3 separate regions of the Homo sapiens genome follow, and regions 1 and 2 are each linked to region 3. Evidence: chromatin loops called from intact Hi-C (ENCODE). Cell type or tissue: A673. All regions are shown on one strand.

What was found. Hi-C counts contacts between places; a loop is a spot of excess contacts. Peaks named below come from ENCODE experiments on the same cell type or tissue, not always from the same donor. Only the 100,000 strongest peaks of a DNase experiment are listed, where the experiment ranks them.
Region 1: a loop joins it to region 3, with 4 times the contacts of the local background. A loop is called at or near these places in 9 of 110 quality-filtered maps.
Region 2: a loop joins it to region 3, with 14 times the contacts of the local background. A loop is called at or near these places in 19 of 110 quality-filtered maps.

Annotation. Positions count from the first base shown.
Region 1 is chr16:74,647,256-74,655,255 of GRCh38, forward strand. It overlaps RFWD3 (ring finger and WD repeat domain 3), which reads right to left. Exons shown (of 13, transcript NM_018124.4): 3 at 4,665-4,867; 4 at 1,877-1,947. Among named protein-coding and RNA genes, the nearest start is that of RFWD3, 16 kb to the right of the region's middle. In A673, a CTCF peak has its summit at 3,917 (motif pointing left); a DNase peak (open chromatin) is centred at 5,166; H3K27ac peaks cover 3,389 bases.
Region 2 is chr16:74,625,071-74,633,070 of GRCh38, forward strand. RFWD3 (ring finger and WD repeat domain 3) reads right to left here. Exons shown (of 13, transcript NM_018124.4): 9 at 7,453-7,603; 10 at 5,711-5,887; 11 at 3,382-3,596; 12 at 1,273-1,484. Among named protein-coding and RNA genes, the nearest start is that of GLG1, 22 kb to the left of the region's middle. In A673, no CTCF peak of the experiment used is centred here; no DNase peak of the experiment used is centred here; H3K27ac peaks cover 4,288 bases.
Region 3 is chr16:74,306,914-74,314,913 of GRCh38, forward strand. PCHILR (prostate cancer associated HIP1 interacting lncRNA) reads left to right here and starts at 6,424. Exons shown (of 2, transcript NR_186416.1): 1 at 6,424-6,447. It also overlaps the pseudogene RPL21P118. In A673, a CTCF peak has its summit at 3,068 (motif pointing right); a DNase peak (open chromatin) is centred at 3,098.

The DNA.
Region 1 (8,000 bases), 340 kb after region 3:
TACTCATACTGAGGACAATGATGTATAGGTGTTATTTTTATTTTTTTTTTGACATGGAGTCTTGGTCTGTTACCCAGGCTGGAGTGCAATGGCACAATCTCGGCTCACCACAACCTCCGCCTCTCAGATTCAAGTGACTCTCCTGCCTCAGCTTCCCGAGTAGCTGGGACTATAGGCACGCACCACCATATCCGGCTAATTTTTGTATTTTTAGTAGAGATGGGGTTTCACCCTGTTGGCCAGGCTGGTCTCAAACTCCTGTGCTCAGGTGACTCACCCACCTTGACTTCCCACAGTGCTGGGATTACAGGTGTGAGCCACTGCGCCCGGCCAACATTATTATTACTATTCTTTGAGATGAAGTCGTGCTCCGTCTCCCAAGCTAGAGCGCAGTGACGCTATTTGGGCTCACTGCAACTTCTGCCTCCCAGGTTCAAGCGATTCTCCTATCTCAGCCTCCTGAGTAGCTGGGATTATATGCGCCTGCCAACATACCCAGCTAATCTTTGCATTTTTACTAGGGATGGGGTTTCGCCATGTTGGCCAGGCTGGTCTTGAACTCCTGACCTCAGGTGATCCGCCCGCCTTGGCCTCCAACAGTGCTGGGATTATAGGCATGGGCCACCGCGCCCAGCCCATTATTTTTAAAAATAAAAATTATCACCTACTAACCATATTCTGCCTGATTTTTTTTTAATTTTAATTTTTTTATTGAGACAGGGTCTCACTCTGCTGCCATGGAGTGCAGTGGTGCAATCATGGCTCACTGAAGCCTTGACCTCCCAGGCTCAAGTAATCCTGTCTCAGACTCCCTAAGTAGCTAGGACTATAGGCGCATGCCACCACACCTGGCGAATGTGCTTAATAATTTATAAAGCACATTTATGTCTATTTTTTCAACTGATACTTAACCTTGTTGGCTAGACAGGACAGGTTATCCTCAATACTCCTCCCTCCCCATTTTTAAATCTAAGAGACAGCAGTCACACAAATAATGAGTAACTGGGATAGGATCCACACCTGGACCTCTTGCCTACAAAGCCTGCAAGCTTCCCATTTTAACCTGCAGCCCCACTTTGGTTAGAGACTAGGTTTCACCATGTTGGCCAGGCTGGTCTCAAACTCCCTACTTCAGGTGATCCACCCGCCTTGGCCTCCCAAAGTGCTGGGATTACAGGTGTAAGCCACCGTGCCCAGCCAAAAACCCAAACCTTTTATTTAAAAGGATATTCAGAGGCCAGGAACGGTGGCTCACACCTATAATCCCAGCACTTTGGGAGGCCGAGGTGGGTGGATCACAAGGTCAGGAGTTTGAGACCAGCCTGGCCAGTATGGTGAAACCCCGTCTCTAACTTAAAAGACAAAAATTAGCTGGGCGGGGTGGCGTGTGCCTGTAGTCCCAGCTGCTCGGGAGGCTGAGGTAGGAGAATTGCTTAAACACGGGAGGCAGAGGTTATTGTGGTGAGCTGAGATCGCACCACCGCACTCCACCCTGGGCAACAGAGTGAGACTCCGTCTCAAAAAAAAAGAAAAAAAAGGGGATATTCAGGTTGGGCATGGTGGCTCATGACTACAATCTCAATGGTTTGGGAGGCCGAGGCAGGACGATACCTTGAGCCCAGGAGTTCGAAACCAACTGGGTAATATAGTGAGACTCTGTCTACAAAAAATAAAAAATGTAGCCGAGTGTGGTGGCATTACCTGTAGTTCCAGCTATTCAGGAGGCTGAAGTGGGAGGATCCTTTGAGCCCAGGAGTTTGAAACTGCAGTGAGTTATGACTGCACCACTGCACTCTAGCCTGGGTGAGAGTGAGACCTAGTCTCTAAAAATAAATAAATAAATAAATAGATTTTTTTAAAATGATGTTCATATTACCTGTTTGGGGAGGGTCTTGCCTCCATCGATACATGTAACTTCTTGCTCTGCTGAGACACCTGCTAGTTGCTCTGCCAAGTCATTTCCAGAAATGACAGGAGAGGTAAAATACAAAATAAGATATGTCAGGTATGAGAAGCTAGCAGGAGAGAGCCTGACTCACTACAGCTTCCCATTTCTAACTGACAGTGTTCCTGCAAAAAGGATGACAACTTCCCCAGGTACCATCAGTGAATTTATTTTTAAAAATTTAGTTTGAATATTCTCAAACATACATAAAAGTACACAGAACAGTATAGTTAAGCCACAAGTACCCATCACTCAATTTAAAAAATAATCAATATTTTGCCAATCTTGTTCCACCTAAGCCCCCATTCCATTATTTTCTTTTGGTTGGAATACTTAACAAACCTTAAAATGTCATTATACTTGCAAAAACTTCTGCAACACTGATAAGAATTCTTTTTTTATATAAACACTGTGTAATTATTATACCTAACAATATTAACAATAATCCTCCAATACCACTAAATATCCAGGCATCCAGTTCATATTCAAAATTTCCCAATAGTTTTAAAGCTGCTCTTTGCAGATTTATTGCAATCAGAATCCAAAAAAAGTCTCCATAATGAGCTTGTGATGTCTCTTAAGTCTTTTTCATTTTATTACAATTCCCCCTCACCCATTTTTTTCCCCTCTGTTTGTCATTGATTTGTCAGGTCATTTGTCTAATGAAATGTCCTACACATCCTGGATTTGGCTGACTGCTTCTTCATGAAATTAACTTTTATATATAATAAATTGAGCATTGTGCAACCACCACCATAACCCAATTTAAAATATTTCTATCAGCCCACAAAGATCCTTTATGCCCATTTAGAGTCAATCCACATTTGCATCTGCAGCCCTGGGCAACCACTAATATTATCTCTGTAGACTTGCCTTTTCTGGACATTTTATGTAAGTGGAATCATAAACTATGTTGGTTTACTGTTACATAAAACATTAAAAATTGTCCCCACTGATTTGAGATATTCCCTTCACAATATGTTAAATTTCCATATATATTTAGGTCTAGAAAGATGTTCCATTTGTAGACTGTTCTACATTTTTAATTTAAATGATTACATCTCTGAGGTATTATTTATCTTGTTCCTCCACCCCCGTTTCTACAAACTATGCAAACTGGTTGTTAGAAAACAGTCTTGAGTAGATTCAGGGCTTTTTTTTTTTTTTGGCAATGGGGGTGGGGGGCTGGTGTGTGTGTGTATACAGTACTTCCTAAGTGGCATGAGTATTTCTGATTGCAGCACATTAGAGGCACATATGGTCTTGCTGTCCTATTTTTTTAAGATGCTAAGATTGACCAATGGGTTCAGGTGGTATCACCCTGGTCCCTGTATTAAAAGGAATCCCATCAACCCTGCAACCTAATGGTTTTAGGATCCACTGATGATCTTTGCCTAGATATATAATTTAATTGGGGGTCACAAAATGATGACTTTTCTATCGTTCCTGCTGCAATTAGCTGAAATTTTTCTATTAAAAAAACCTTCAAGCCTGGACAACATAGGGAGACCCCACAGCTACAAAAAATTAGCCAGGTGTGGAGGCATGCACATGTAGTCCTAGCTACTCAGGTGGCTGAGGCGGGAGGATCGCTTGAGCCTGGGAGGTCAAGGCTGCGGTGAGCTGTGATCGTGCCACTGCACTCCAACCTGGGGGACAGAGTGTAACCCTGTCTCAAAAAAAACAAATGAAAAAAAAAACAACAAAAAAACCCACTTCATCAACTATCTGATTGTCCAAAATACAGTTTATACAGGAAGGCAAAATATTAATATATTCCTGACCCTTTATTTACTAGTTTTTGGAGTAATTAGTTGGGGTTCTAACAACTTACGATAGTGATAAATGAGGTTTTGGAAAATTATATAAATATGAACTTAAAGATTTTCATTGATTTATTATATTTCAATTCATAATCCAAGAATATTCTTTCAGTGGTAAAATATACTGAAAGAGCGCCCTCTGGGGATCAGAAAGTTTTTAACATAAGCAGGACATCTACTTTAGGGGTCTCTGCCTACGACTATTAAATAAAGTTCCACTTGCATAACACATAACATTATACTAGGACTTGAAAGTGTCAGCCTAGACAGGGTGCTGAATTTACAAAACTTTTCTTTTAAATAAAGAATCTAGGCCGGGTGCAGTGGCTCATGTCTGTAATCCCAGCACTTTGGGAGGCTGAGGTAGGTGGATCTCTTGAGCTCAGGAGTTTATGACCAGCCGGGGCAACATGGAAAAACTCTGTCTCTACAAAAAATTTAAAAAATTAGCCAGGTGTGGTGGTGTGTGCCTGTAGTCCCAGTTAGTGGGGAGGCTGAGGTGGGAGGATGGCTTGAGCCCAAGAAGCGGAAGTTGCAGTAAGCTGAGATTGTTGTCGCTGCACTCCAGTTGTCACTGGGGGACAGAGCCAGACCTTGCCTCAAAAAAGAAAAAAAAGAATCTACTTTCTCAGATGTCTGAAGAAGTGAAAGAGAATACAAAATGCCACTACAAAGTGACTAACTCACTGGGTCACAAATTACATTAAGCTGTAAGTCAGATCAAATCCTCTCTACATAATTATGGCCAGTGAAGGCTCTATACTATAAAACAGGAATCCACAACATTTAGGGGAGAAAAGGGAAAGTGTCAAAGCACAAATCTAGTTTCTAGCCTTCCGAAATTTAAGCTTCATGGATGTTAGCCTTGTGAGTCCAAACCTGGGTAAAATACTGACCTTCTAAAATGACAGCTCCAGATTCCTCTGCCTGGTCAACAACCCCTCCATACTCTGCAGAGCTGTCACTGTCAGAATCAGAACTACTAGACACCTGCAACTCTTCAGATACAGGATTCCTAGTCTCTGAATCATAAGTGGTAGCTGGCAAGTCAGGCTGGGTCCTGCTCACCTGAAAGTAAGCATCCAATGGTGCTCTCAACCTATGTACACAGAAAGACAACGGAATTATAGTACAATGAACTATCATCACAAAAACAATCTATAGTGATTTGAAGTAAATCCTATCACTTCAACCCATCTCCAGGCCATTAAATGCTGCCTTTGAAAGCTGAAGCAGGTATAGCAGATAAGGGGGGGAGACTGGCCTCCTAGATATTATTTTTTACCACTCAACCACTGCTACATTAGCCCACAAAGGAGCTTGATCCTTCCGTTAAAAGCTAATTCTATTTTACTGGCATCTGGCCATATTGTCAGTATCTTTAAAGGACAAACTCAGCAATCTGTATGCTGGTATTAGGTGGCTGAAAAGGGAGGGTTAGCAAGAAGAAAAAGGGCTTTGTTGCCCAAATATGGCCTCATGGGATTTTGCTATTGCAGTCACCCAGACCAAGGTATTTTGGAGTACAGTACAGGGTCTGGCTTCTGTAATTTCTTCATCTCTCATTTTAGGATAGTATTTTTCTTTTAAAATTTAAATAATGTTAGTTTTAAGATAAAAAACATAAATGATAATATGGCATCAAACAAAATAACTTAGAATGATGAGAAGACCTGGGGCCAAATCTAACACTCCAAATATATCTTGGCTGGCTGAGTTTAAAATAACCACTACTGTACCTCAGTTTCTCTAACTCCTGGAATAACAAGGCATACTCCAGTTTGAGCTGAGGAGTTTGAGGCCACTTTTGTCACAGAATTAATGAAACTTTATATTTAGTAGAGACAGGGTCTTACAATGTTGGCCAAGCTGGTCTCCAACTCCTGACCTCAAATGATCCACCCACCTTGGCCTCCCAAAATGCTGGAATTGCAGGCATGAGCCACCACACCCAGACAAATTAATAAAACCTTATACTAAAAACCAGGAGTTCCTGAGGAAGGATCTAGGGACACACACACACAGACACATTAGGCTAGCTGCGATGACTCATGTCTGTAATCCTAGCACTTTGGGAGGCCAAGGTGGGTAAACTGCTTGTGCCTAGGAGTTCGAGACCAGCCTGATTAACATGGTGAAACCCCATCTCTACAAAAAATACACAATATAGCCAGGCATGGTGGTGTGCTCCTGTAGTTCCAGCTACTTGGGAGGCCAAGGTGGGAGGATGGCTTGAGCCTGGGAGATTGAGGCTGCAGTGAGCCATGATGGTGCCCATACTCCAGCCTGGGTATCAGAGTGAGACTTGTCTCAACAACAAAAAAACAAAAAAATGACACCCAAAAAACTTGGGAGGCTGAGGCAGGAGGATCACTTGAGCCCGAGAGTTTGAGGCCACAGAGAGTGAGCGAGCTATGGTTGTGCTACTGCACTCCAGCCTAGGTGGCAAGAGAGAGACTCCATCTTCAAAAAAAAAAAGAAGAAGAAAAAATAAAAATTTAAAAAATGGCTGAGTTTGGTGGCTTACGCCTATAATCCCAGCACTCTGGAAAGCCAAGGCAGGAGGATTGCTTGAGGCCAGAAGTTTGAGACCAGACTAGCCAACAAAGTAAGACACCATCTCTATTAAAAAAAAATTTAAAACAAAAGGGCAACTAAGTATTACTGACAGGTGACCTACTAGAAGTTTTAATAATTATGACATTAAATAAAATATTGATTATTACCCAGAAACATTGTTGAGGACTGCTTACACAGAAAAATTTTATTCCTAATAGTTTGGCTGCAATTTATTGATGAATTAGGGCTTTGACTAAATGCTAACTAGAACAAAATAAACACTACTCAGTGTCCAACTCAATAGACAGAAGATTTTTTGACCTCTTAAAAAAAGAAATGTCAGTAAACCAAAAGGAGAAATAGCAATCAAGTTGCTTTTCTTTTTTGGAAATTGAGATATAATATACTATAAAATCCACAATTTAAAAGTGTTCAATTCAGTGTTGTTTTTTTTTAGCATAACCACAAGGTTATGTAATCATAATCATAACCATTATCTGGTTCCAAAACATTTTTGTCACACCTAAAAGGGACCCTGTATCCACAAGCAGTCATTTCCCCTCCTATTTGGTAGTCATGTCCTCTCTTTCATTCTTCATTTTAGTATTTTGAGTCTTCTCTATTTCTTGGTTGGTCTAGCTAAAAGTCTGTCAATTTTGTTGATCTTTTAGAAGAACCAACTTTTTGATTCGTTCATTTTCTCTCATTTTTCTATTCTCTATTTCATTTATTTATATGCTAACCTTTATTATTTCTTTCTGTCTGCCTGTGTTGGGTTTTGTTTGTTCCTCTGTTATTTAGGAGTGTGTTATGTAATTTTTACAAGTTTGGTGTGCAAGAATCACACCCATATAAGATGGTGAACTTAATCAGTAAATGTTGTGTATGTTGACTGCTCCACCCACCAGCCATTCCCCTCCCTCCCTCTCCTTGGGATTCCTTATTCCCTGAGACAAAACAATACTGAAATTAGGCCAGTTAGTAACTCTACAATGGCCTCTAAGTGTTCAAATTAAGGGAAGAGTCAGGCATCTCTCACTTTAAATCACTAAGCTAAAGTGATTAAGCTTAGTGAGGAAGGCATGTCAAAAGCTGGGATAGGCCAGAAGCCAGGCCTTTTGCACCAAACAGCCAAGTGGTGAATGCAAAGGAAAAGTTTCTGAAGAAAATTAAGCGCTACAACAGCGAATACATGAATGATAAGACAGCCTTATTGCTGATATGGAGACAGTTTTAGTGGTCTGGAAAGAAGATCAAACCAGCCACAACATTCCCTTAAGTGAATCCCTAATCCAGAGGAAGGCCCCAACTCTCTTTAATTCTGTGAAAGCTGAGAAGTGAGGAAGCTGCAGGAAGTTGGAAGAAAGCAGAGGCTGGTTCATGAGGTTTAAGAAAAGATACTGTCTCCATAAAGTGCATGAAGCAGCAGCAAGCGCTGACATTGAAACTGTACCAAGTTATCCAGAATATCTAGCTAAGACAATTGATGAAAGTATCTACACTAAAAAGATTCTCAGTGTAGATGAAACACCCCTCTATTGGAAGATGCCACGTAGGACTTTTGCAGCTACAGAGAAGTCAATGCCTGGCTTCAAGGCTCAAAGGACAGGCTGACTCTCTTGTTAGGGGATAATGCTGCTGGTGACTTCAGTTGAAGCCGATGCTCTTTTTTT
Region 2 (8,000 bases), 320 kb after region 3:
ACACCCATAGTTCCAGCTACTTGGGAGGCTGAAGCACAAGAATCACTTGAACCCAGGAGGTGGAGGTTGTAGTAAGCCAAGATTGCACCTCTGCACTCCAGCCTGGGCAACAGAGCAAGACCCTGTCTCAAAAAAAAAAAAAAGTAGAGAGGGACAGAAAAAAAAAGGTAGAGAGCACGGTGGCTCATGCTTGTAATCTTAGTAGTCTGTGAGGCTGAGGTGAGAAGACTGCTTGAGCCCAGGAGTTTGAGACCAGCCTGGGAAACATGGCAAAACCCTGTCTCTACTAAAAATACACAAATTAGCCGGGTATGGTTGGTGTGCACCCAGCTACTTGGGAAGCTGAGGCACAAGAATTGCTTGAACCTGGGAGGTGGAGGTGGCAGTGAGCCGAGATTGCGCCTCTGCACTCCAGCCTGGGTAACAGAGCGAGACCGTCTCAAGAAAAAAAAAAAAAGGACAGACCAGGCGCAATGGCTCACGCCTATAATCCAACCTTTTTTCTTCTGCCATTGACTTGTTGTGGAAGCCAGATCAGCTGTCTTATAGAACGCCCACAACCCGGACTTGTGTATATGCTTTCTGTGCTATCATTAAACTTGTTCTCCTCTATTCCCTGCAACTCCAGTCAATGAAAGTTAGCGCTAGCTTCTAGAGTGGCACTATACAATATGGTGGCCTCTAGTCACACAAGTTTATATTTAACTTGATTAAAATTAAACATTAAGTTCTTCCTTGGCACTAAGCACACTTTAAGTGCTCATGTGACTAGTGTGACTGTACTGGACAGTGCTACTCTAGGCCTTAATCAGACTCAGGTTCAAGAACATCTCAGCTGGGTGCAATGGCTCACGCCTCTAATCCCAGCACTTTGGGAGGCCAAGGCCGGCAGATCACTTGAGGTCAGGAGTTCCAGACCAGCCTGGCCAACACGGTGAAACCCTGTCTCTACTAAAAATACAAAAATCAGTCGGGCATGGTGGTGGGGTGCCTGTAATCCCAGCTACTCAGGAGGCTGAGGCAGGAGAATCACTTGAACCCAAGAAATAGAGGTTGCAGCAGTTCAGTCAAGATCTACAAAGCAATACGGAAAGCACGACTCATGGAAACCAAGCAATCTCACATACACACATATGCGGATATGTGGGATTACAGAGCAGAACTTACACTTTTTTGCTATATGAGCTTCTGTAAAAAAAGTTCATGTTTTCCCTTACCAATATTTTAAGCAAAACTACTTTTTATATGAAAGTAAAAAAGTAACAGGCTCACCAGGGCAGAATTTGCTGCTTCATCCCCAGTACACACCAGGATGTTGCCATCATTCTCTGGGCTTTGGAAAATGGCATTTTTGGTCAATAGTTTGCAAGTAGGTCCTCCAAAAAATGTATGTACAGGCTGGCAGGAGCAGATTGGATTTCCAGTGTCATCCAGTCGGTAGGACATTTCCATCAGCACACTTCGTATGGTGGTGTGATTTTTATCTATGGGACAGAGAAATCAGTGCTGCACCATGGGGACGCTACACAAAAAATTAACCAAGTACCCAAACCTCACACGCTTACAACCTAGTTGGATGGAAAAGCCATAAATGCATTAAACCATCAAGAACAGTTACAAAACAAATGAAAGAACAATATCACAGCATCAATGAAATTTAGAACCGTAGGCTAGCATCAGTGAAATTTAGAACCATAGGCTAGGAATCAAGTTATCTACAATAGCTTTTTGCTTAAGAGAAAAACAATTCTGTGAGTTGTCTGTTTTAGTAAAATCAGTCTCCTGCCAGACCTCTGCTAGGGGATTTCTCTCTCAAGAATTCTCAGTAAAAGGTTTTTCCCTTCCCCCAGTGAGAACCTCATTAGCCCCTGGGACTGCACATTTTTATAAAGTGAAAGCATGCTATTACAGAAAGGGAAACATGTATCTGAAATTCTGCTGGGAGGCAAACAAAAGCAAGATAACAAAATAGGACCCCCAGGCTTTGTACACCAGTCACAACAAATCACAGTCTTGGAGACAGCCGAGCTGTGGGATGATGAAGAGCCAAAGGGTCTGAAGTGGTACTGGGATGTTTCTCAGCTCAAACAAAACTTAAAAACATGAGTAGACCCACCCACAACTAGCAGAAGTGTGAGCATTTAATGACTAACTCTGACTATACATCTGCCTGACTGTTACAAATGTGTTTAATACAGTTGTTACCTCAGCATCTGTTTTTAGGGCTAGCATAAATTATTTGAAACCCAGATGTACCCTGTCAACTTTGGCCTAGTTAAAACATCCCTTCCCTGAGCAGAGGTTTGAAATATAGCCCACTTGTCCCTCCCCTCCACCCCTACCCCACCCCTAAGGGAGCAGGCCTGTCCTGGATGGCTCCCCCTTCTTCCCATTGGCCCCTGAAGCATGCTGCCCTCTTCTCTGTGGGATCTGTCAAGTAAGCTGATTCCGTTATTTCCTGTGTTTTGTGCACTGCCTCCTTTGTGTCTCACCTGACCAACACACCTGAACCTAACTTGTTTCCTAGTCAGGGCTCTTCTAGAGAGTCACTATCTCAAGGGAAATGAACTAGACACAGTTCAGACAAGAGCCACAAGGGTACCTGCCAGTACAAACAAGTTTCCTGTGAGAGGGACATCTGGTCATGGGTCAGGCAGGCATTAGGCCATCTGCCAGGACAGAGGAGTATCCTGTGAAAGGCAAACTATGAACACCCACAACGAACTCCCTAGTGTTTGGCAGGACAGGGCTAGAGTTTATAGCCACTCTCCTGACAGAGACCTCAAGACCAAATTAGAAAGAAAAAACCTAGAACACTGACCATCAGTACAGTTTACCAGGAATTTAGATTCATGCCGCTTAGCCTAGAAAGAACCTGTGAATGAAGCACAGTCTGCTGTTATGCGTTCCACCTCTGATTCCAGAGGCAGAGATGTTCAGCTGGCTGGGCACACACAGCCACTGTTGTCCATTTCAGTATGCCAGCCGGGCTACTACATGGCTGCCCTAATCTGGGCCTTTCTCTCAGGGGAAGTAAGAGGCAGGCAGAAGATACGAAAGTGATCTCAAGGTGGCTCAATGACCTAGAGCTGGCCCCCTTGTTCCACTACTGTTCTAAACTGTAGGGGCTCCTAAGTGGCTAATTCACTTCCAGGAGTACCTGGCAGAATATGCTCCAGTCCTCACACGTAAGGAGCAGGGAGGCAGGCTCTGTGGGGGAGCTTGGAGCCACCATACTCCCTGTAGTAGCAAGAGCTACAACACACCTCGTTAGCCTGTGAGCGGTACCACAGCCACCCAAAGGGTAGGATCAAACCCTCCTTCCCTTTTCTCTACCACTGTGCTCCCAAATAAGCTATGGGAGACCCCAGCACTACTTACCAGGCCTGTAGGTCACAAGACAGTGCCGGGAGCTGTTCTCTGTCTGAAAGTCTATGCAGCCCCCTGGCTCCAAGGGCAGCACATGAGGCCAATGAGAAAAGTCCATTTTCTGTTCCCAGAATGAAGCATCCTCCAAGGTTCCAGCCAGCACCCCACCATATGGAAATGCAGCTGAGGCAGCTCTGGGCATGTATGACAGGGAGACCAGTGGGCATCTGAAAGGAAAGTAAGGAAACTGTATCTCACACTCCAAAACTCGGACGGCTCCAGACCCCACTACCAGACCTCAAGCACATTCCCACCTCTGCAGAGGAGGTTAAACGCCTTTAGTCACTATCCTCTGATATCTGATAAAAATTATCAACCCTCTCTGTAGAAACAAAAGGACATACATATAATATTCTGCAACTAATTTCAGGTGAGATACCAGATGCTCTAAAAGAAAAGGAAAAAAAGAACTAGGAAATTTAAGGGATACAAGATCACAATTACTATGAAGCTTGACTGATGTGAAGCTTCTGGAAATGGGTTTAGCCACATAAGAAAAGTCAGAAAAGAAACAAAGCTTATATACATAACAAAATAAAGATCCCAAGTTGTAGTTGACAGACCCCACAATTAAAATACAGCTAAAAGCAGCTACATTTTAATTCAGAAACAGGACTGTTTTAGGTTTTCTAAATTTCCTTCTGCAAGCATATGACCAGGACTATGCGCCAAGAATTCTCTCAGAAATATCATCCTTCCGACTGTGTTCCTATCAACTCATTTCTGCTATGAAGTCGTTCGTGCCAAAGTTGCCAAAGTGTCTACTTTGCCTGTTTTATTTTCCCTGTCACAATAAAGGTAATCAAAGTAAACAAAAATAAAAATGAACATTACATACAAATATTCTTTCCTTGCTATTTTAAAACTTGCTGTGTTTGGCTGGGCATGGTGGCTCACGCCTGTAATCCCAGCACTTCGGGAAGCCGAGGTGGGAGAATCACTTGAGGTCACCGGTTTGAGACCAGCCTGGCCAATATGGTGAAACCCCATCTCTACTAAAAATACAAAAGTTAGTCAGGTGTGGTGGCACACGCGTATAGTCCCAGCTACTCGGGAGGTGGAGGATGCAGTGATCCAAGACTGTGCCACTGCACTCCAGCCTGGGTGACAGAGTGAGACACCATCTTAAAAAAACAAAACAAAACAAAAAAACCACTACCACCAACAAAAAAAAAAAACCTTGCCATATTTTACTGTCTACTCTATTTGGGCCTAGGTTTCAGTAAAGAATTATTACTTTAGTGGTATCTTTATGTTTGGCTCTCCTTGCTCTTTTTAATATATCCAGTTGGAAACATAAATTATCTGTTAAGATACTTCAGATTTTGGCCAGGTCACAGACCCTACTCCCTTTTTGATAACTTTATACCTACAGGGCAGCTCAACACATTCTAAGACAGAGTGGTGCTGGTGGCCATCCATCCTCAGAACTTGGGCTCACTTTATAAACTTCTCAATCTCATAACTGGATTAAATGATAAATAATAATAATATGGTATCTTCAAACAAGTTGGTTTAGCTTTGGATTAGGGAAGTTTTAAATCACTTTTGATTAGGTTACCCTTAACTGATCTCTTCCTATGTGCTAGACATGTGGCTATTTTTTTTTTTCTTGAGATGGCGTCTCACTCTGTTGCCCAGACTGGAGTGCAACGGCGCAATCTCGGCTCACCGCAACCTCCGCCTCCGAGGCTCAATAGATTCTTCTGCCTCGGCCTTCTGAGTAGCTGGGATTACAGGCGTGTGCCACCACGCATGGCTAACATTTTTTTGTATTTTCAGTAGAGACGGGGTTTTACCACGTTGGTCAGGCTGGTCTCGAATTCCTGACCTCCTGATCTGTCCGCCTCGTCTTCCCAAAGTGCTGGGATTACAGGCGTAAGCCACCGCACCCAGCGACATGTGGCTATTAAAGCAAGTCTACATTGACCAGATTTTACAGATTAAGCTCACAGTGGGCCAAGAAAATACAACTAAGGTCACACAACTTCTAAGTAGTGGAGCTGGGTTCTGAATATAGATCTGACTCTATTTTGCCATGTTAGATGATTACTATGAACCTGGCTATACTTGTACCAGAACTCTCCATCATATGAAATAGCATGAATACAAACTCTTATTAATAAGAATGTTATTGATTCTGAAGTGAGATCAAGTGGATCTTCAAAAAATTTGTGAGGATTTCTGACTAACTGTGGAACACCCACTGAAGAGACGATTAACACAATAATAAGCCAAGAGAAAGCTGCTACCACCAGGAAAAGAGTGAGTGGCTCCCTACCTGGCTTTCTGAGCTACTAACTCCTGCACATGACTGCTCGTGTTTCGCACGTCATATACCAGAATTGAACCATTGGCCAGTCCAGCATAGATGTAGTTAGCCTCATCAAGACACCAGCAACAGCTCCAGACAGGACGTCCAGCATTATAAGTCTGGACCACGGTATTTGTCTCCAGGCTGTGGAGTTACAAAAGACTTTTACAACTGCATTAAGAAAATCAAATACATGACAAAGATGTAAAGATTATCATTTAAATGATCATTAATCCTTACTGAGAACACACTCATACTCCCAAACTATCTGGATTCCCTATTTTTTCTAGAATCTGCCCAGGTAACTCCTTTAAATTCCATAACATTTGTTTTGGGGGCCACAGGTTTTCCTCTTGAGTTCTAAGGAAATAAAATAATAAATTAAAAGGGCTGGACATGGTGGCTCATGCCTGTAATCCCAGCACTTTGGGATTCTGAGGCAGACAGATCACTTGAGGTCAGGAGTTTGAGACCAGCCTGGCCAACATGGCGAAACTAAAATACAAAAATTAGCCAGGTGTGGTGGCATGCACCTGTAATCCCAGCTACTCGGGAGGCTGAGGCAGGAGAATCACTTGAACCCTGGGATGCGGAAGTTGCAGTGAGCTAAGATCATGCCACTGTACTCCAGCCTGGGTGACAGAGTGAGACTCTCTCTCTCTCTCAAAAATAAATAAATAATAACCCAACCAACACTCTGGTATGTAACATTTTTCTACCTTATTTTTAAAACAATACTTATAAAGGCACGGAGCACACTCACATCTGGTTCACAGTACTCACAGAGCATGTGACAGATAAAACGCTGTGACTAAGGGTATAAAAGAAGTCATCATGGTACTCAAGGGCAGTGAGTGCTTGGTGAACATCTCTGTTACACAGAATTATCCAGGTAACAGACCAGGACCAGGAGTAAACAGTACCAACCTGGTATGGCGACTCTGATGTCAGGCACCAAAGCTTCCTCCATCCTGTCATTCCACAAACTTTAAAGACGGGGTTTCACCATGTTGGCCAGGCTGGTCTCAAACCCCTGACCTCAGCTGATTGCCTGCCTCGGCCTCACAAAGCGCTAGGATTACAGGCGTGAGCCACCACGCCTGGTCTCCACCAACTTTAGAGTTTTATTCTCATCTCCTTAAAATATACTTAAGACATATTTTGTAATATACATAGTTTCAAAGAAACAGGAAACATACAGTTTTGTAACCTTCTGTGCCCACTTCTAAAAGCAATATATTTTAAATGGATCTCAGAAGACACAGTCTCAGACCAAAAAAAACAGAGCTAAGGTCGGCTGGGCGCAGTGGCTCACGCCTGTAATCCCAGCACTTCAGGAGGCCGAGGCGGGCGGATCATGAGGTCAGGAGATTGAGCCCATCCTGGCTAACACAGTGAAACCCCGTCTCTACTACAAAAATAGAAAATATTAGCCAGGCATGGTTGCAGGCGCCTGTAGTCCTAGCTACTCGGGAGGCTGAGGCAGGAGAATGGCCTGAACCCGGAAGGTGGAGCTTGCAGTGAGCCGAGATCCCACCAGTGCACTCCAGCCTGGGTGACAGAGCGAGACTCCATCTCAAAAAAACAAAACAAAACAAAACAACAACAACAACAAAAAACAGAGCTAAGGTCATCATAACACCGATACGAATTCCATGCTACTCAACACCAAAGAGCCCAGTCTCCACCTACTTCCCCAAATCACTCACCTGGTCAGTTTAATAGTGTTGTCTAGGGAAGCAGAGAGTAGCAAGCCTCTGAGGTAACTGCTAAACGCCAGTCCACGGATCTGTTTGCCATGCATCGGAATGTACTGACTGCTCTTCATGTTGGCAGTACTCAACATCTTAACACCAAAGCCTGAAAAAGGCAAAATAGTATGAAATAGATCACTGAAAGTGAACCTAGGGCAATTCAAACTAGTTTTTCAAGTAGCTCCTTCGTCCACCTTTCTTGGCGTATAAGTCCTTGGGAACCAGCTGGTCAAACAAAAATTCTCTAGTGTTACAATTTATTCATTTATTTTTGAGAGTTGGCCAGGCTGGAATGCAGTGGCGTAACCTCAGCTCACTACAACTTCTGCCTCCCGGTGATCTGCTCGCCTCAGCCTCCCAAAGTGCTGGGATTACAGGCATGAGCCACCACACCTGGCCTATGATTCATTTAAAAAAGTACAACCCAGGCCAGGCATGGTGTCTCACCTCTGTAATCCCAGCACTTTGGGAGGCCGAGACAGGTGGATTACCTGAGGTCAGGA
Region 3 (8,000 bases):
TGCCAAAGAGCTAGTTAGTGGGAATTTGGGAATAGGTAGAGCTTGAGTATCCCTTATCTGAAATGCTTGGAACCAGAAGTATTAAAAGATTTAGGAAATTTTTTTTTTTAATATTTGCATTATGCTTAACGGCTGAGCATGCCTAATAGGAAATGTTCCAATGAGCATTTCCTTTCAATACCATGTAAGTGCTCAAAAAGTTTCAGATTTTGGAGCATTTCAAATTTTTGGATTAGGGGCACTCAACCTGTAGTAAAATGTAAAATGGCTCTTATTCAGCATAAATAGAGGCATGCCCCCATCAGGGGTCATTTCAGAGTTCATCAAGATTCTGAGATAAAAAAGCATGGTACAGTGAAAACAACAAAATTGACTTTCCTGTTTCAGAAGCCAAAAGTCAGACGGTTTGTATCTAATTGAATAAAAGAAACTTGAAGTACGTAAGTTAAAACTTGAGGTGTATCCCAAACCATGGGAGCGTTGAAGAAGCTTTTGAGATCTGGGTGCCATGTTTGGAACACACTGATGTGACAGGTTGCCTGGACCACAAACCCTGGCTAGGAAATGGGCAAGAGCAAGACCCAGGCATCGGGGGAGAGCCAGGTGCCATGGTGCTGAGGCTCTAAGCAAGGGAACGCAACGTCATCCTAAGGAACGGGTCCTGTATGTAAGGCTCAGGGGCCAGTGCACACCTGAATTGACACCGCACAGGATTCAGGTCTGCCTTTAAGAACATAATGCAGGGTTGGGGGCAGTGGCTGGTGCTTGTAGTCCCAACACTGGGAGGCTGAGGCAGGAGGATCACTTGAGGCCAGGAGTAAGAGACCAGCCTGAACAACATAGTAAGAGCCATCTACAAAAAATTCTAAAATTGCCTGGGTGTGGTGGGATGTGCCTTAGTCCTAGCTACTGAAGAGGCTGAGGTAGGACACTGGAGCCCAGGAGCTCAAGGTTACAGTGAGCTGTGATCACATGCCACTGCACTCCAGCCTAGGCAACAGAGCAAAATCCTGTCTCTTTAAAAAACAAAAAGTATCATTTGGATTTAAAAGACTTTCCCAGGGTCCAGTGAACTAGCACAATGCCACAGACTTGTAAGTTGGTCATAGTTTGATGAACTGAAATGTTTATTGAGCATCTAAGAACATAGGAATCCCCAGGCCTTATTATTTTTAATAGTTTGGCCCACATACGGACAAAACTGACTTCTACCTTCCTAACAGAAATCTTCCATTTCTACTTATGAAGAAAATAGCTTATAGCCTGTGGAGTCACTTAGGCATATTTTCTAAGGCCAAATTGCTGCCATCATGTAGAAGAGGGGGAGCCCAGTAGTGCTACCGATGAAGTCTTGCTCATACAAATAGCGGCTGACTTGACTGCAAAACCCAGGGCCCACCCCTAAAATAAAGCCTTACATTTGTGTATTCTGGCATTCTGGAGATGAGACTTCTAAACGGCTTTTGCTGGCTTTGGAAACACTAAAAAAGTATTCTGGAAAAAGTGTGATCCTCAGCCTGGATCTCATCTTCCTAGCTGCAACATTAGCTTCCCTTCGATTTCACCACAGCTTCAGAATGACTGCCTAATGGATTTCAGGCTGCTCCTGTGACACCTTACAGAGGATGCTGTTCACTCCTGAATTACGGTTTTCTGTTTGAAAACACGAAATATGCGAGTTATAGACTGGGGATAAATGTGGAGAGGGTCCTGAAGTCAAGGAGAAGATTTTACCAAAACTAGAGCACTTCAATGGAGAAGTAGGCGGAGTGTGGTGGCTCATGCCTGTAATCCTAGCACTTTGGGAGGTCGAGGCTGGTGGATTACTTGAGGTCAGGAGTTCAAGACCAGCCTGGCCAACATGGTAAAACCCCATCTCTACTAAAAATACAAAAATTAGCTGGGCGTGGTGGTGTGCACCTGTAATCCCAGCTACCTGGGAGGTTGAGGCAGGAGAATCGCTTGAACTGGGGATGTGGAAGTTGCAGTGAGCCGAGATTGTGCCACTGCACTCCAGCCTGGGCAACAGAGCGAGACTCTGTCTCAAAAAAAAAAAAAAAAAAAATTGCCAGAAGCAGATGAAAGACAACCACAGGTTTAAATGAAAACAAGCTGAAACAATGCAAACTTTTTATACTAGATATTCGACTTAAAAATATCTCAATGAAGGGTTAGTTTTCTCAAAAAAAAATGAAAAAGAAAACAGGAAATAGCCCTCAACTTATGGAAAAGAATGAAATCTCCCATTCACTGGGTAGTTATGCAAAGGCTTTTTCTTCTACCATTTTCCATTAAGCAGAATAAAACTTGAGAATGAGTTAGGATTGTTTGTTAGACTATAACATGCTAACAAAACCACTTTCATCTGCCCTGTCTGGGAAAATGCGGTGGATACAGGACATGTGGGAAGGCAGAGAAACATTTGATTTATATGGCCCACAAGAGAAAATGTTTACAACTTCCCTAAGCAAATGTACTGCAAATTATTACACATAATACCTGTGTACATTCCTATGCCATTCAACTCTTGGCATTACCGATTTTTGCCTGGTAGCAGTGCAAAATTGAGATCTTTTTTTAAAAACTAAAGCCTGTTTTTTGGCCAGGCACAGTGGCTCACACCTGTAATTGGGAGGCCGAGGCGGGCGGATCACACGGTTAGGAGTTCGAGACCAGCCTGGCCAATATGGAGAAACACCATCTCTACTAAAAATACAACAATTAGCTGGGCATGGTGATGGGAGCCTGTAATCCCAGCTACTCGGGAGGCTGAGGCAGGAGAATTGCTTGAACCCGGGAGGCGGAGGTTGCACTGAGCTGGAGATCGTGCCACTGCACTCCAGCCTGGGTAACAGAGCAAGACTCCATCTCAAAAAAAAAAAAGTAAAGGCTGTTTTTATTGGGGGAATAATTAAGAATTGACTCAGTATAGACATGGAAGTGAGGAAAGAAAATATGTGAAAAGAAAGGAAGAAGAAATTATGGAAGTCGTGTTTCTAGGGCCCAAATCAAGAGAAATCTTTTGCTAATCATTGCTCTTTGGAGCCAACCTGTTCTTCGACACTAGATGGCGTCATTCACTCACCTCAGCTCATCTCTTGGCAAGAGAAAAATTTGATTCCCAGTTGGGCATAGATTTGGGAATCTCCCCCAATTACTTCCTGCCATTTCTGCTTTCAGCTGAAGCCACCCAGGCAAAATTTTGAAGGAACTTGAAGAGGCTATGGGTGCAAAAAGACTGGGTTAAGCATCCACACCTCCACCCTTACTGTCCTCTTGCACACTGCTGCTGGGGGATGAATACATTAATACAAGCAGATAGTATGTGCTTCGATTTCCCTTACTGCTGGTATTACTCTTCTAATTTTTTTTTTTTCCTCGAGACTGGGTCTTGCTCTGTCTCTCACACTGGAGTGCAGCGATGCGATCACAGCTCACTGCAGCCTCAACGTCCTGGGCTCAAGCGATCCTCCTGCCTCAGCCTCCTGAGTAGCTGAGAGGGCAGGCACGAGCCACCACGCCCAGGTAATTTTTAACTTTTTTATAGAGACAGGTCTCACCTTGTTGCCCAGGCTGGTCTTGAACTCCTGGGCTCAAGCAATCCTCCTGCCTCGGCCTTCCAAAGTGCTGGGATTACAGGCATGAGCCACCGTGTGCAGCCTAATTACTTTAAGGACCATGGTCAGTGGTGTTCTGGTAAACATGTAACAATCAGTTCTCCAAAAAAGGGATGAGGAGCATTGATTTGTAAGCCTTTCCCAATTTCACTGGTATAAATACTTCCACGGTGCCTGGTTTCAAGCCAACAACCTGAGTTGGAAGGAGAGGCGCAGGAGCACAGTGCTACATAGTATTTCCACCTTACAGATAAGATAGACAAAAATAACCTGAGGAGCACACCTGATAGTAAAATGTAGTAAAGAAATTAGGGCCGGGTGCGATGGCTCACACCTGGCCTTGGGAGGCCAAGGCGGGCAGATCACCTAAGGTCAGGAGTTTGAGACCAGCCTGGCCAACATGGGGAAACTCTATCTCTACTAAAAATACAAAAAATTAGCCGGGCGAGGTGGTGGGCGCCTGTAATCCCAGCTACTTCGGAGGCTGAGGCAGGAGAATTGCTTGAACCCAGGAGGCAGAGGGTGCAGTGAGCCGAGATCATGCCACTGCACTCCAGCCTGGGCAACAGAGCAGGACTCCATGTCAAAAAAAAAAGAAAAAGAAAAAGAAAAGAAATTAGAATGCAATGTGTTGAGAGTTTTAAAAATCTTTTCTTAATGTAATCTATTTAATTGTAAGTTTATCCAATTTAATTTTTTTTTTTTTTTTTGAGATGGAGTCTCACTGTGTTGCCCAGGCTGGAGTGCAGTGGCGCGATCTCAGCTCACTGCAGGCTCCACCCCCTGGGGTTCACGCCATTCTCCTGCCTCAGCCTCCCGAGTAGCTGGGACTACAGGTGCCTGCCACCTCGCCCGGCTAATTTTTTGTATTTTTAGTAGAGATGGGGTTTCACCGTGTTAGCCAGGATGGTCTCGATCTCCTGACCTCGTGATCCGCCAGCCTCGGCCCCCCAAAGTGCTGGGATTACAGGCGTGAGCCACCGCGCCCGGCCCAATTTAATTTTTAACAATGGTTTTGTTTAGCCTCCAGCTCACAAAATTTCTGAAAATTTAACAATTGGCTTTTGCAAACCTGTGCAACCTGGCTCCAAGCCCACCCATTCCAGTCCTATTTAAATGATCACTGCCTTCATGACTGTTACTTAATCCCCAGTTGTTTTCATTTTGTACCTGTTTCTGTTTTTCTCAAGAAAACTTACCAAGACTTGGGTTCATTTAAAGTAGCCCTCTTCACACAGTGGCAGATAGTTGTAGGTGACAAATCTTTGTCAAATGCTTGGGACTTTTCCGGAAGGGGGTGGTGCTGATTGGTTGGTTGACTGATTTGTTCTCACTTACTAGGACCTCAGCTGGCCGTTCTCTAGCAGTTATTCAAAACATAGAACCAATGACAGAAGAATTCACTATGATGCTTGTTAAAAATTCATGTTTCTGGCCAGGTGTGGTGGTTCACGCCTGTAATCCCAGCTCTCTGGGAGGCCAAGGCGGGCAGATCACTTGAGGCCAGGAGTTCAAAACCAGCCTGGCCAACACAGTGAAAGCCAGTATCTACCAAAAAGTACAAACTTTTGCCGGGTGTGGTGGTGCACACCTGTAGTCCCAGCTACTCGGGAGGCTGAGGCCAGGAGAATCTACTGAACCCGGGAGGCAGAGGTTGCAGTGAGCTGAGATTGTACCACTGCACTCCAGCCTGGGCGACAGAGACCCTGTCTCAAAAAAATAATAAAAATTCAGGTTTCTGGGCCCAACCCCAGACCTACTGTGTTACAATCTCTGGGGATCTGTGTTTTTAAGATGGTCTCCATATGGTTCCTGCCCACATGAAAGTTAGAGAACATTTATTTTGATGTAGAACAATCAATTTTTTTTTTAACAGTCCAGGGGTCTGGTTTGTTTTTTGTGCCATTTTAAAATCATTTATTTATTTATTTTTCGTAGAGATGAGTCTCCCTATGTTGCCCAGGCTGGTCTTGAACTCCTGGGCTCAAGCGATCCTCCTGCTTTGGCCTCCCAAAATGCTGGGATTACAGGTGTGAGCCACCACGCTCGGCCTTTTTTTTTTTTTTTAATACCTATGAAGCCATTAATTCAAGAGGATTGGGTTCCAGCAGCTTGGGTTCGTTTTCCCTGTTCTCACAAATTGTGCTTCTCTGGCTGGAGCAGGCTGGCACTTCAGTTGAACCCAGGTACTCTCTGGCTTCCTTCTCTTTTTTTTTTTTTCTGAGATGGAGTCTCCCTCCGTCGCCCAAGCTGGAGTGCAGTGGTGCAGTCTTGGCTCACTGCAACCTTCGCCTCCCAGGTTCTAGAGATTCTCCTGCCTTAGCCTCCCAAGTAGCTGGGACTACAGGCACGCGCCACCATGCCCGGCTAAGTTTTATATTTTTAGTAGAGACGGGGTTTCACCATGTGGGCCAGGCTGGTCTCAAACTCCTGACCTCAGGTGATCTGCCCGCCTCAGCCTCCCAAAGTGCTGGGATTACAGGCGTGAGCCACCGTGCCTGGCCGTTTCCTTCTCTTTTGATCATTTTCCCTCACGTGTTTCTGAAGGCCTTCCCAGCTCTTGGAGTGCTTGGTATGCTCCATACACACACATGAATTCTCTTGGCAAGAATCATGCTGTTGTTTGTTTCCAACCATGCCAACAGCATACTAGATACATGTAGTCTCTTCCTCTTTTGCCTTGGTAACATCTGTGGGGCATTCCTTTTGCCTTGGTAACATCCGTGGGGCATCTCTTGACGTCTATAACATCTCCTTTCTTGTAGGTTCGTGTGGATGTGGCCAGAGGAACAACTCCATGTGTTCTAAAAGGCCTGAGAATATACAGCAGGTACCTCTCCTCTTTCCCCATGTTCATCATTGTGGTGACGGCAGTTCTAGTTGAAAGGACTCTCTTGGTAGATTTTGGTGCAGACAAATCTGTTAACATTTTTTCCTTATGGCCAGTACTTTCTGGATCATATTTAAGAAGTCTTTTCCCAGCTCAAAACCCCAAATATATTCTCATCATAGTGTCTTCCTTCTCTGCAGCTCTCGTGCTAAAGTCTGATCAGTGTTAACATCATTTGAGTCATCTTTTAATCAAAATAACCAGCTAGGATCCTTGGTTCATGTAGAGCCCCTATCTTCTTCATTTTCTTTGTTTTCATTTTTTTTTTTTTTTTAGACCGAGTCTTGCTCTGTCACCCAGGCTGGAGTGCAGTGGCGTGATCTCGGCTCACTAAAACCTTTGCCTCCTAGGTTCAAGCGATTCTCCTGCCTCAGCCTCTCGAGTAGCTGGGATTATAGGTGCCTGCCACCATGCCCAGCTAATTTTTGTATTTTTAGTAGAGACAAGGTTTCACCATGTTAGCCAGGCTGGTCTCAAACTCCTGACTTCAAGTGATCTGCCTGCCTCGGCCTCCCAAAGTGCTGAGATTACAGGTGTCAGCCCCCGTGTCTGGCCTCTTCCTCATTTTCTTTTTTTTTTTCTTTTTTTTTGAGACGGAGTCTCGCTCTGTCACCCAGACTGGAGTGCAATGGCATGATCTTGGCTCACTGCAACCTCCGCCTCCCAGGTTCAAGTGATTCTCCCACCTCAGCCTCCTGAGTAGCTAGGATTATAGGCGTGTGCCACCACACCTGGCTAATTTTTGTATTTTTAGTAGAGATGGGGTTTCACCATGTTGGTCAGGCTGGTCTCAAACTCCTGACCTTGTCATCTGCCCGCCTCGGCCTCCCAAAGTGCTGAGATTACAGGCGTGAGCTACTGCACCTGGCCTCTCTTCCTCATTTTCAATCCTGACTCCATCCCACCTTTTACCCCTCAGCATATAAACCCTCAGCTCCCTCCCATATTACACATGCACATCTGCACTCTGCAGCCCCCGGTATAGCCTTCCTCCATCCTTCTTTTCCCAGTTAACCTTCAGCAAATGGCTAATCTATGTCTGTTGCCTTCCTTGTCTTCCAACTGTTTCCTTAATCATCTGCAATCTGGCTTTTGCCCCCCCACCATTCCACTAAAGTCGCTCTCACTAAAGTCACCAATGGCTTCTTTGCCCATCCAGTTGGCCCTTCTGAGCCCTTATGTATTAGTCCGTTTTCACACTGCTGATAAAGACACACCCAAGACTGGGTAATTTATAAAGAAAAAGAGGATTAATGGACTCACAGTTTAAGTGCCTGGGGAGGCCTCACAATCATGGCAGAAGGCAGAAGGCAGAAGGCACGTCTTACATGGCGGAAGACAAGAGAGAACTTGTGCTTGGGAACTCTTCTTTATAAAACCATCAGATCTGGTGAAACTTATTCACTATTATGAGAACAGCATGGAAAAGACTCACCCCCATGATTCAATTGCCTCCCACTGGGTCCCTCCAGTGACATGTAGGAATTGCAGGA